3 separate regions of the Homo sapiens genome follow, and all the other regions are linked to region 2. The links are chromatin contacts, found by Hi-C or POLR2A ChIA-PET in ENCODE. All regions are on one chromosome and are shown on one strand. Each heading gives the region's core, a stretch centred on a gene start or an enhancer-like site at or near the end of the contact. The rest is flanking DNA. Distances are from core to core; before and after follow the strand shown.

Evidence for each region. Hi-C counts contacts between places; a loop is a spot of excess contacts on that map. ChIA-PET counts read pairs that join two places held with the same protein, here RNA polymerase II (POLR2A). Pooled maps may share reads with other maps.
Region 1: a loop to region 2 is called in a pooled map, with 5 times the contacts of the local background. The contact joins the promoter of RGL2 here to the promoter of MSH5-SAPCD1 in region 2. A Hi-C loop is called at or near these places in 1 of 50 pooled maps. POLR2A ChIA-PET finds 5 or more read pairs at or near these places in 3 of 52 experiments (A673, IMR-90 and activated B cell).
Region 3: a loop to region 2 is called in a pooled map, with 7 times the contacts of the local background. The contact joins the promoter of TAP2 here to the promoter of MSH5-SAPCD1 in region 2. A Hi-C loop is called at or near these places in 9 of 50 pooled maps. POLR2A ChIA-PET finds 5 or more read pairs at or near these places in 2 of 52 experiments (Caco-2 and activated naive CD4-positive, alpha-beta T cell).

Annotation. Positions count from the first base shown.
Region 1 is chr6:33,297,362-33,300,200 of GRCh38, reverse strand. RGL2 (ral guanine nucleotide dissociation stimulator like 2) reads left to right here and starts at 1,259. Exons shown (of 18, transcript NM_004761.5): 1 at 1,259-1,331; 2 at 1,550-1,746. The coding sequence starts at 1,591. TAPBP (TAP binding protein) reads left to right here. Exons shown (of 8, transcript NM_003190.5): 8 at 1-507. RefSeq lists enhancers at 1-91, 1,794-2,294, 2,381-2,839 and a silencer at 848-1,026.
Region 2 is chr6:31,738,498-31,741,197 of GRCh38, reverse strand. It overlaps MSH5-SAPCD1 (MSH5-SAPCD1 readthrough (NMD candidate)), which reads right to left and starts at 1,250. Exons shown (of 29, transcript NR_037846.1): 1 at 1,136-1,250; 2 at 585-744; 3 at 1-35. It overlaps MSH5 (mutS homolog 5), which reads right to left and starts at 1,193. Exons shown (of 25, transcript NM_172166.4): 1 at 1,136-1,193; 2 at 585-744; 3 at 1-35. The coding sequence starts at 731. RefSeq lists a silencer at 491-709 and enhancers at 489-1,120, 1,121-1,751.
Region 3 is chr6:32,837,195-32,840,011 of GRCh38, reverse strand. It overlaps TAP2 (transporter 2, ATP binding cassette subfamily B member), which reads left to right and starts at 1,273. Exons shown (of 12, transcript NM_001290043.2): 1 at 1,273-1,359; 2 at 1,775-2,271; 3 at 2,361-2,475. The coding sequence starts at 1,779.

The DNA of each region.
Region 1 (2,839 bases), core at 10-2,509, 1.6 Mb before region 2:
GCCTAGTTCTTCAGCCCTAGATGGTGCTCGCCAGACCTCCTCTCAATGCTCATCACACACAGGGCTATTCCTTTCCTCCAATGAACCAAACGCCTCCCGCCCACCTCCAGGTCCCAGTCCTCTGTTCCCTTTGCCTGGTCCACCCTTGCCCTCCCTGGGTCGCAGACGAGGTCGGCCTCGTCATTCCCCGCAGACCGCCGCGCGTCCCTCTTGTGCGGTTCACCACAGTTGTATTTAAGTGATCGTGTGAGTCGTCGTTAAATGCCTGTCTCCCCGCGGATCATGGGCTCCTCGAGGACAGGGACTGGCCTGTCTGTCCACTGCTGTAACCCCGCGCCGGCATAGGGACCTAAGGCCCACTGGAGGGCGCTCATCAAGTAGCTGCTGGATGTTGACGAAGGAAGCGGCGGCGCAGCTCAGGGATCTCCGAGTCAGGACGGTCGGCCAGACCCACGGGGTAACGGGTCTAATCGTGTAGGAATAAAGCTGTATTCCAGTGCTTCCAAACGGTTCTCTCATTCCAACCCCTTTCCAAGCTCAATGAATATTCCAATCACCTCTGGTCCCTTCCAGTGACCCTGAACCGCTCAGAGAACGCCCCGTCGACACCGTTCGGGGCGGGCGCCACTACTGGCGCATGAGATGCGCTCAAGCAGAGGGTACTCCACCAGCGAGGATACACCGAGCCGACGGGGATCTCGGTCTCGGCGCCGGAAGCCTCTGAGAGCCGAATCTGGAACCGGATGTGGCTGCTTCCTGCCCCGCCCCCTGCCGAGGGGGCGGGAATCGAGGGCCCTTCGGAAAACCCGGCCGGGATTTCGGTCAGCTACATTCGTGGGTTGTGGTAGGGAGGGTAATCCCGTGGGGATGGAGTGACCGGCTCTCTCTCCGCCTGAAACGCTTCCCGCGGGAGTTTTAGCCGTGTTATTGTTGGGGAAGGGAATGTCAAATTCTGCTCCTGCCTTCCCCCAGGGGCTGGAGACTGGAATCTTTATTCCAGTTCATTGCGGGTCGACGTGGTCTCCAGAATCCCCGAGTGTAGAGGCGGAGGACAGTGGAGCTGGGGACTCGGGCGCCTGGGTCCTGGTCCCTGAGCGTCCAGCGCTCCCCTAGTCCGCGGCCCTGGCTCCTGTCCTCACTTCCTTCCCCTTTTGGCTCCTGCTCTCGGAGCGGGCGGACGCGGGGGGGAGCGGAAAGGGCGGGAGGGCCCAGGAGCCCGGCGGGGGGGTTCAAGGGGGTACGGAAAAGCCGGGGAGGGGACTCGGTCCGGGGCCGGAGACCGACGGCAACAGCGGCTCAGGACCCACGCTGCCCCCACCCCTCCCGAGCAGGTCAGAGCCTGAGCACCCTGCGCGTCCCCGTACTCGTGACCTCCTCCTTCCCCAACAGCACCAAGGGCCCCCCTATTCCACCCTTCTGTTGCCCCCTCCCCCAACCTTCCTGCAGAACTCCCTTCCGGTCTTCTTGACACCCACCCACGTCCCTTCCCTGCCCGGTTCCCCCGCGCCTGCCTGACTCTCCACCCCCACCCCACCCCGTCTCTCCCCAGGCGCCCCCATGGCCCGACCCCGCTGATTCCTTCACTCGGCCATGCTCCCGCGGCCCCTGCGGCTGCTTTTGGACACGAGCCCCCCCGGGGGAGTCGTACTGAGCAGCTTCCGAAGCCGGGACCCCGAAGAGGGTGGGGGCCCAGGTGGCCTGGTCGTGGGCGGGGGGCAGGAGGAAGAGGAGGAGGAAGAAGAAGAGGTGAGACGCGGGTGGTGGGAGGTAGGGGGCGTATGTATTTCTGAAGTCTCCACTTTTCTCTTGTCTCTGGGTCCCTACATCTCCTCCTCCTTGCCTCAGTTATTCTCGCGCCTCCCTGGGTGTCGGCCCGTTTCTCTGCTGCGGGGAGTCCTGGCGTCTCCGTGGTTCTCTGTCAGTGTGACTCAGGACCTGCCCGCAGGAACCTGCCCTGTTCCTGCCTGGAACTTCTGGCTGGCTGTCCTGTCCCTGCGGGTCTTTGGCCCTCCACCTCTGCCTGCCTGAGTGTGCCTACCTCTCTGAGCAGTCGTGTCTTGGTCCCTGTCTCCCTCCTTGTTTTTGTTTGGCGGGGAGGGGTTTGTTTCCACAGTAACCAGCTCCTCTGACTCTGGGATTGGGGAGGGAACCCTCAGATTTCGTGACCCCTCCTTCCCTCTCTCCCCCTTCCCCCCGCCCCCCCGCCCCGCCCCGGTCCTGGGTAGAGGCCGGGAAGCCACGGTTCTGGGACCTGGAGGAAAGATCCTAGGGTGGGTAGAGAGTGGTCATCTGTTTTCATTAGGGATTAATGGTGGTGGCCAGGAGCAGGATTTCGGGCCTCAGGAGGGGCCAGAATTTGGATTTGGGGCCCCGAGGCCCTAAACTCCTAGGTCCAGATCCTAGGTGAGGGCAGGTTGACTGGCAGGGCTGGTTTTTCGGGATCGGTCGGGGGAGGGGCTGGGGCCACGTGACTCTCTGAGTCTACCGCCCCCAACCCCCTATCATCCCACTTCCCCTTTTCCTTCCTGTACTGGGATTGGAGCTGCTACCTTCGGGGGTCCCTTAGGGCTGAGATAGTGGAGGCGCTACCCGAGGGACCAGGGTGAAAGGGGTCCTGAAAAAGACTAATTCTCTGGGCTGGTATAGTCCTTGGCCGGGAGGGGCGGGGCATGCGGCAGTGCCTGGACTGAGGTTTCAGCTACCCCTAGTCGCTGCCTCTGGCTTGCTGCCTCTCGCTTCCCTCTCCTGCCCTTTGTACCCTGCTTCTCTGTCGTGTGTGGGTTCAGCTCTGGGGAGAAGGGGCTTTGGGGGTCTCCAGGATCAGAATTCCTGTACTCCA
Region 2 (2,700 bases), core at 1-2,500:
AAGTATCCTGAATTCCACAGCACACACAGATGGATCTGTCCAGCAAGGAAGAAAGGAAATCACTATTAGAATCACTCATAAGTGTAGGGTTTACCATGTCTTATATAATTTAATCATTTTCTCAAATCTCTGAGATAGGCATCATCACCCCCATTTAGTGAATGTGAAACAGCCACTCAGGAGGTAAGAGACTTGCCCAGCTCTTCCCAACCCTGTTTTTTTTTTCTTTCTTTCTTTGAGACGGAGTCTTGCTCTGTCGCCCAGGCTGAAGTGCAGTGGAGCAATCTCAGCTCATTGCAACCTCCGCCTCCCGAGTTACAGTGATTCTCCTGCCTCAGCCTTCCCAGTAGCTGGGATAACAGGCACGTGCCACCACGCTCGGCTAATTTTTATATTTTTAGTAGAGACGGGGTTTCGCCATGTTGCCCAGGCTGGTCTCCAACTCCTGAGCTCAGGTGATCCGCCCGCCTCAGTCTCCCAAAGTGCTAAGATTACAGGTGTGAGCCACCGCGCCCGGCTCCCAACCCTCTTTTATTCTAACTTCCCATCAACTCTCCATTCAAGTTTCTACTCCCCTCAGAGACCTCGGCCAGCTCCTCCTCCTCCTCGACTTCCTCCTCCTCGGCCTCCCTGGGGCCCGGCACTGGGGCCGGGCTGGGGAAGCCGGAGGAGGCCGCCCCAGGTCTCGGTCCCTGCGGTGTCCTCCTTGGGTTCGCTCCTAAGGAGGCCATGAGCTTGGAGGCTCTGCGGATGCAAAAAGTGAGGGCGGTTCGGAAGCAACGATTCACAGAGGAGGCCGGGGTAGGGTGGCGCGCAGAATGCAAAGCACTAAGTACTTCTGCTACAGGGCTGCGGGGCAGGGCTGAGGGGCGTGGAGAGCTGTGGACACAGGAGGTGAATTCTCGGGTATTTAACTAAAGTACAGATTGTGGGAAACTCCACGCGCCCCACCCTCATTCCTGTCACGCGGAGGTTACCCTTTGGAAGGAAGGGGTCTGAGGGCCCTGTGGGGCGAGTCGTGCACGTCTTATGTCTCTGCCTCTGCCAACCACGCGCCAGGACCCCAGCCTCACGCGCTTATCTTCCTCCTCCCCCAGCTGCCGCCATCGCAGCGTTTTCCCGCCTTTTCAGTAACCTGAGTCGCTACAGGTGGGAGAACGCCCCGCTGACCGACCGCCACGAGCCTGCAAAAGGAGCGCGCCGGCGCGTGAGCGAGGTGCGCGCGCACGCGCCCCGCCCTCCTAACCGCTGTTGATTGGAGAGGCCCGGATCCAGCCTAGAGATCCGACAGGGCGAGGAGGAGAAGCGGACTGCCGTAGCTGAAGAGTCTGGACGCTGATTGGCCTATTTGCCTTCGGGGCGGGTCCAGAACGTTCAAACTTCCCGCCCTCTGCCGTTGCTTAGCAGCCGGGCCTCTAGCACTCACTGTTTCTGGGATTTGATTGGCGCAGTGGGAAGCCCGCGAGAAGGTCGGACCAGGGTCCGTAGTCCCAGTCCCTGGAAGGGGTTTGGGACCGTTGCGGGGGTTTTGAGGGGGAGGCCAAACTTAAAGAGCCAGAGGCGCTTATTTTTTTTCCTGCAACAACTCTTAAGTTAATATTTGTACCCTCTGAGTTAATATTTATACAGAGCTTAGAACAGTGCCTGGCAAACAAAGTAAGACCTAAATGAGCGGTGTTTCAAATAAATAAGCGGAAACAAGCAGGACTTCTGTCTCAGCCCTACCGTGCCTGTTTCCTGGGTACAGGGTATGACCACCCCCATAATGGCACGACAGGGCCTAATTTATTATTTAAACCCTTCAAGCAGAGGTGGAAGCATTCGAATTACATCAAATTCTGGCAGAGAGAAGTAGTTCTGATCAGAACACTCACACCCCTACTGGGACATGCCCATACCCCTTCGCACTTCTACACACCCCTGAAGACAGAGAGGTATCTATCATTCATGCATTCGGCAACTATTTAGTGCCTATTTTGGGCCAGGGGTTGGACTCAAAGCGGTGAACATAATGAAGTCACTGCTCCATAAAGCTTATTTGTGCGTCTGTGTGTGTGTGTGTGTGTGTGTGTGTGTGTGTGTGTGTTGCGGGGGTGGGGTTATGAGGGAGAAAGAAAAAAAATATATATATATATATATATAATCCCTTTAAATGCACCATCCTCCCCAGCTTTGTTCCTAGTACCCTGAGATGGGGAGATTCCTCCCCAGCCCCCCAACCCAAGAAGTTAGGAAAGATGGTGGGGGTGAGATGACCTAGCTGTGCTAACCAGTAATTGGAAAATCCCCTCCAGCAAGAAAGGTGGGGGAACAGAGTTAAGGGCTGGGTTAATGGTTACCCCTGGCAAATCTGTTGAGCAATGGAGCTATAGAAACTTGGAGGAGGTTGGTGACAGCTCTGGGGAGTGTCAGGGAGGGACCCACCTTCCAATCTGGGGTGTGAAGAGATTAGGGACTAGTTTACCAAGCCCAGGAAGGGGAGGGAGTGGAAAGAGAAGCCCAGAGAGGGAAAGAGGAGCTACTGAGATAGGAGAAATGCAGGGACAGGGAGGTGAGATGGAGGGAAACCTCTGTTGCAGGATTTGGGGGTACAGCCCTGGCTCTGCTGGATGGTTCCAGGAGAGGGCAGCGTTGCCTGTCACCTGGTAAATTAAGGCACGATACCCTGTGGGTAGTCATGCCAGCCAGCCAAAGTCAATA
Region 3 (2,817 bases), core at 24-2,523, 1.1 Mb before region 2:
AGATTCTTAAAATGCCAGAATGAATAGAGTTGTAAAACTTTAGCGAGCCCCTACTTAAAATCCCTCCTCCCCACCACCACTATTTTAAACTTTAAGTGACTCCTTGGTAGTCACACAGGTAACATTTCAAAATGGTGATCTGGAATCCAAGCGACCCTTCCTTTGGGGAATTTGTTTGTTTGTTTGTTTTTAGTTTGGGAGGTGGTTTCAATCTGAAGAGTCCTTTCTGGAATAAACGAATCTTTCTGTTGCATAGGAAGGCTCTGGGTCAGGAAGGATATTTAAAAACCTAATTACTGTTCTAAACAGTGTTAAAATAGAACAAGAACCAAAGCTCAGTACGGGGCATTTCCCTCATAGGCTGAAGGTGCGCCCAACATAATTTGGAGTACAGACTCAGAGGCACCTGAACACGCGCCAGCTCAAGGTGCTCCGGCTGAGAAGGACGGATGAAGATGAACGCTCAGGGCCTACTAAATTCAAAGTCTGTACGTGAAAATCCCCTTTGGCCTGGTGAGATTGGTTGGAACCTTCTATTTAGGAGAGCCCGGCTCGCTCGCCTAAAACTGGAGCTTGCATGGAAGAGGGCACTTTTTTTTTTTTTAGACGAAGTCTCACTCTTGTCGCCCAGGCTGGAGTGCAATGACCCGATCTCGGCTCACTGAAACCTCTGCCTCCTGAGTTCAAGCGATTCCCCTGCCTCAGCCTCCCGAGTAGCTGGGATTACAGGCGTCCGCCACCACGCCCTGGCTAATTTTTGTATTTTTAGTAGAGACAGGGTTTCACCATGTTGGCCAGGCTGGTCTCGAACCCCTGACCTCAGGCGATCCGCCCGCCTCGGCCTCCCAAAGTGCTGTGATTACAGGCGTGAGCCACCGCGCCGGACCAGAAAGAAGGCACTTCTTAATAGTAGGCTCAGAGCTTGAAGTAGTAACTTTGAGAAAATTCAGTGATTCTCCAATTACAAAGCATTCTCCAATTACAAAGCAAGGACAACAGATAAAGTTGCCCTTGAGACAACTGTATTTTACTTAATGATAAAGAAACATTTTTGCAGTTTTATATCCCAGAGTAACCGCCACTAAAGGCGAGTGAGACTCATTGCAGGCCTGTACAGTGCGAACCAGAGTTCGGGCTCCAGTTCCGCTGTCTGCGGGTCTCGCGCGCCCCCTCCCGGCGGCCCAGCCCAGAATGAAGGCCTTGGCTGGGGAAGCGAAAGCGAAAGCTGCCCGAGCCCTGACGCCCGCCCTGGCCGAGCGTAGCTGGCGGACCAGAGCCGGTAGCGAGGTTGGGAGAGACGGAGCGGACCTCAGCGCTGAAGCAGAAGTCCCCGGAGCTGCGGTCTCCCCGCCGCGGCTGGTGAGTTGGTGCGGAGGGGAACCTGGAGCGCCAACAGGGACGCAGCCCAAGTGACTACCCACTCCACGCTCCTGCTTCCCAGTCCCTCTGCACCCGGCGATAGGAGGGAGCGGAGCCCGGACCACTTAGCTCGCCGCGGCAGGCGGGGGTGGGGGTGGGGGTCCGGGGATTTTTTTTTTTTTTTTTTAAGCACGAGGCTCCTGATGGTCATGCTTCCAGCTCCCCAGAAGGCCGAAAGCTGTCTGTCGTAGGAGGGGTGTACGGATGAGCACCGGTTACTCAGGAGAGCTCTCAGGGTTGAATAGGATAAAATGAGAAGCCGATGGACGGGTTAGGCGGAGCCGGGCGGGTAGGAGGGCAGGGACAAGGATTGGGACTCCACCCCCATGATTTCTCATCTCGTATCCGTTGACAGAGCCATGCGGCTCCCTGACCTGAGACCCTGGACCTCCCTGCTGCTGGTGGACGCGGCTTTACTGTGGCTGCTTCAGGGCCCTCTGGGGACTTTGCTTCCTCAAGGGCTGCCAGGACTATGGCTGGAGGGGACCCTGCGGCTGGGAGGGCTGTGGGGGCTGCTAAAGCTAAGAGGGCTGCTGGGATTTGTGGGGACACTGCTGCTCCCGCTCTGTCTGGCCACCCCCCTGACTGTCTCCCTGAGAGCCCTGGTCGCGGGGGCCTCACGTGCTCCCCCAGCCAGAGTCGCTTCAGCCCCTTGGAGCTGGCTGCTGGTGGGGTACGGGGCTGCGGGGCTCAGCTGGTCACTGTGGGCTGTTCTGAGCCCTCCTGGAGCCCAGGAGAAGGAGCAGGACCAGGTGAACAACAAAGTCTTGATGTGGAGGCTGCTGAAGCTCTCCAGGCCGGACCTGCCTCTCCTCGTTGCCGCCTTCTTCTTCCTTGTCCTTGCTGTTTTGGGTGAGTCAGGAGAGGACGTTGTGAGTTGGAGGTGGTAAAAGGGCCTGGGCACCAGCACATTCTTGTGTTATTTTTCATGCCTCTTTCAGGTGAGACATTAATCCCTCACTATTCTGGTCGTGTGATTGACATCCTGGGAGGTGATTTTGACCCCCATGCCTTTGCCAGTGCCATCTTCTTCATGTGCCTCTTCTCCTTTGGCAGGTAGGTGGTGGGCAGCTGGGTCCATTTGCTAGCCCCAAATCTTTATAGGGGTCTTCACTTCCCTAACTCCATTTCTAGGCCCTTTCAGGCGCAAAACACAAAAATACTTAAACTAAAATATGGTGAATGTAGTCACCATTCTGTTTCATCTATCCATTCATTTCTTCCTTCGTTCATATTCATCCAATATCTTCAAAGTTTATCTGATCTTATTATAGGAACAAGTTATGAGTGAAGGTAGTACAAAAGGAATTTAAGTCTCAGATGGAATGTCTCTCAGTTGTCTCTCAACATTCCTAGGTCCATGAAATTCCATTTCTTTCTGCCTCCTACCTCCTACCC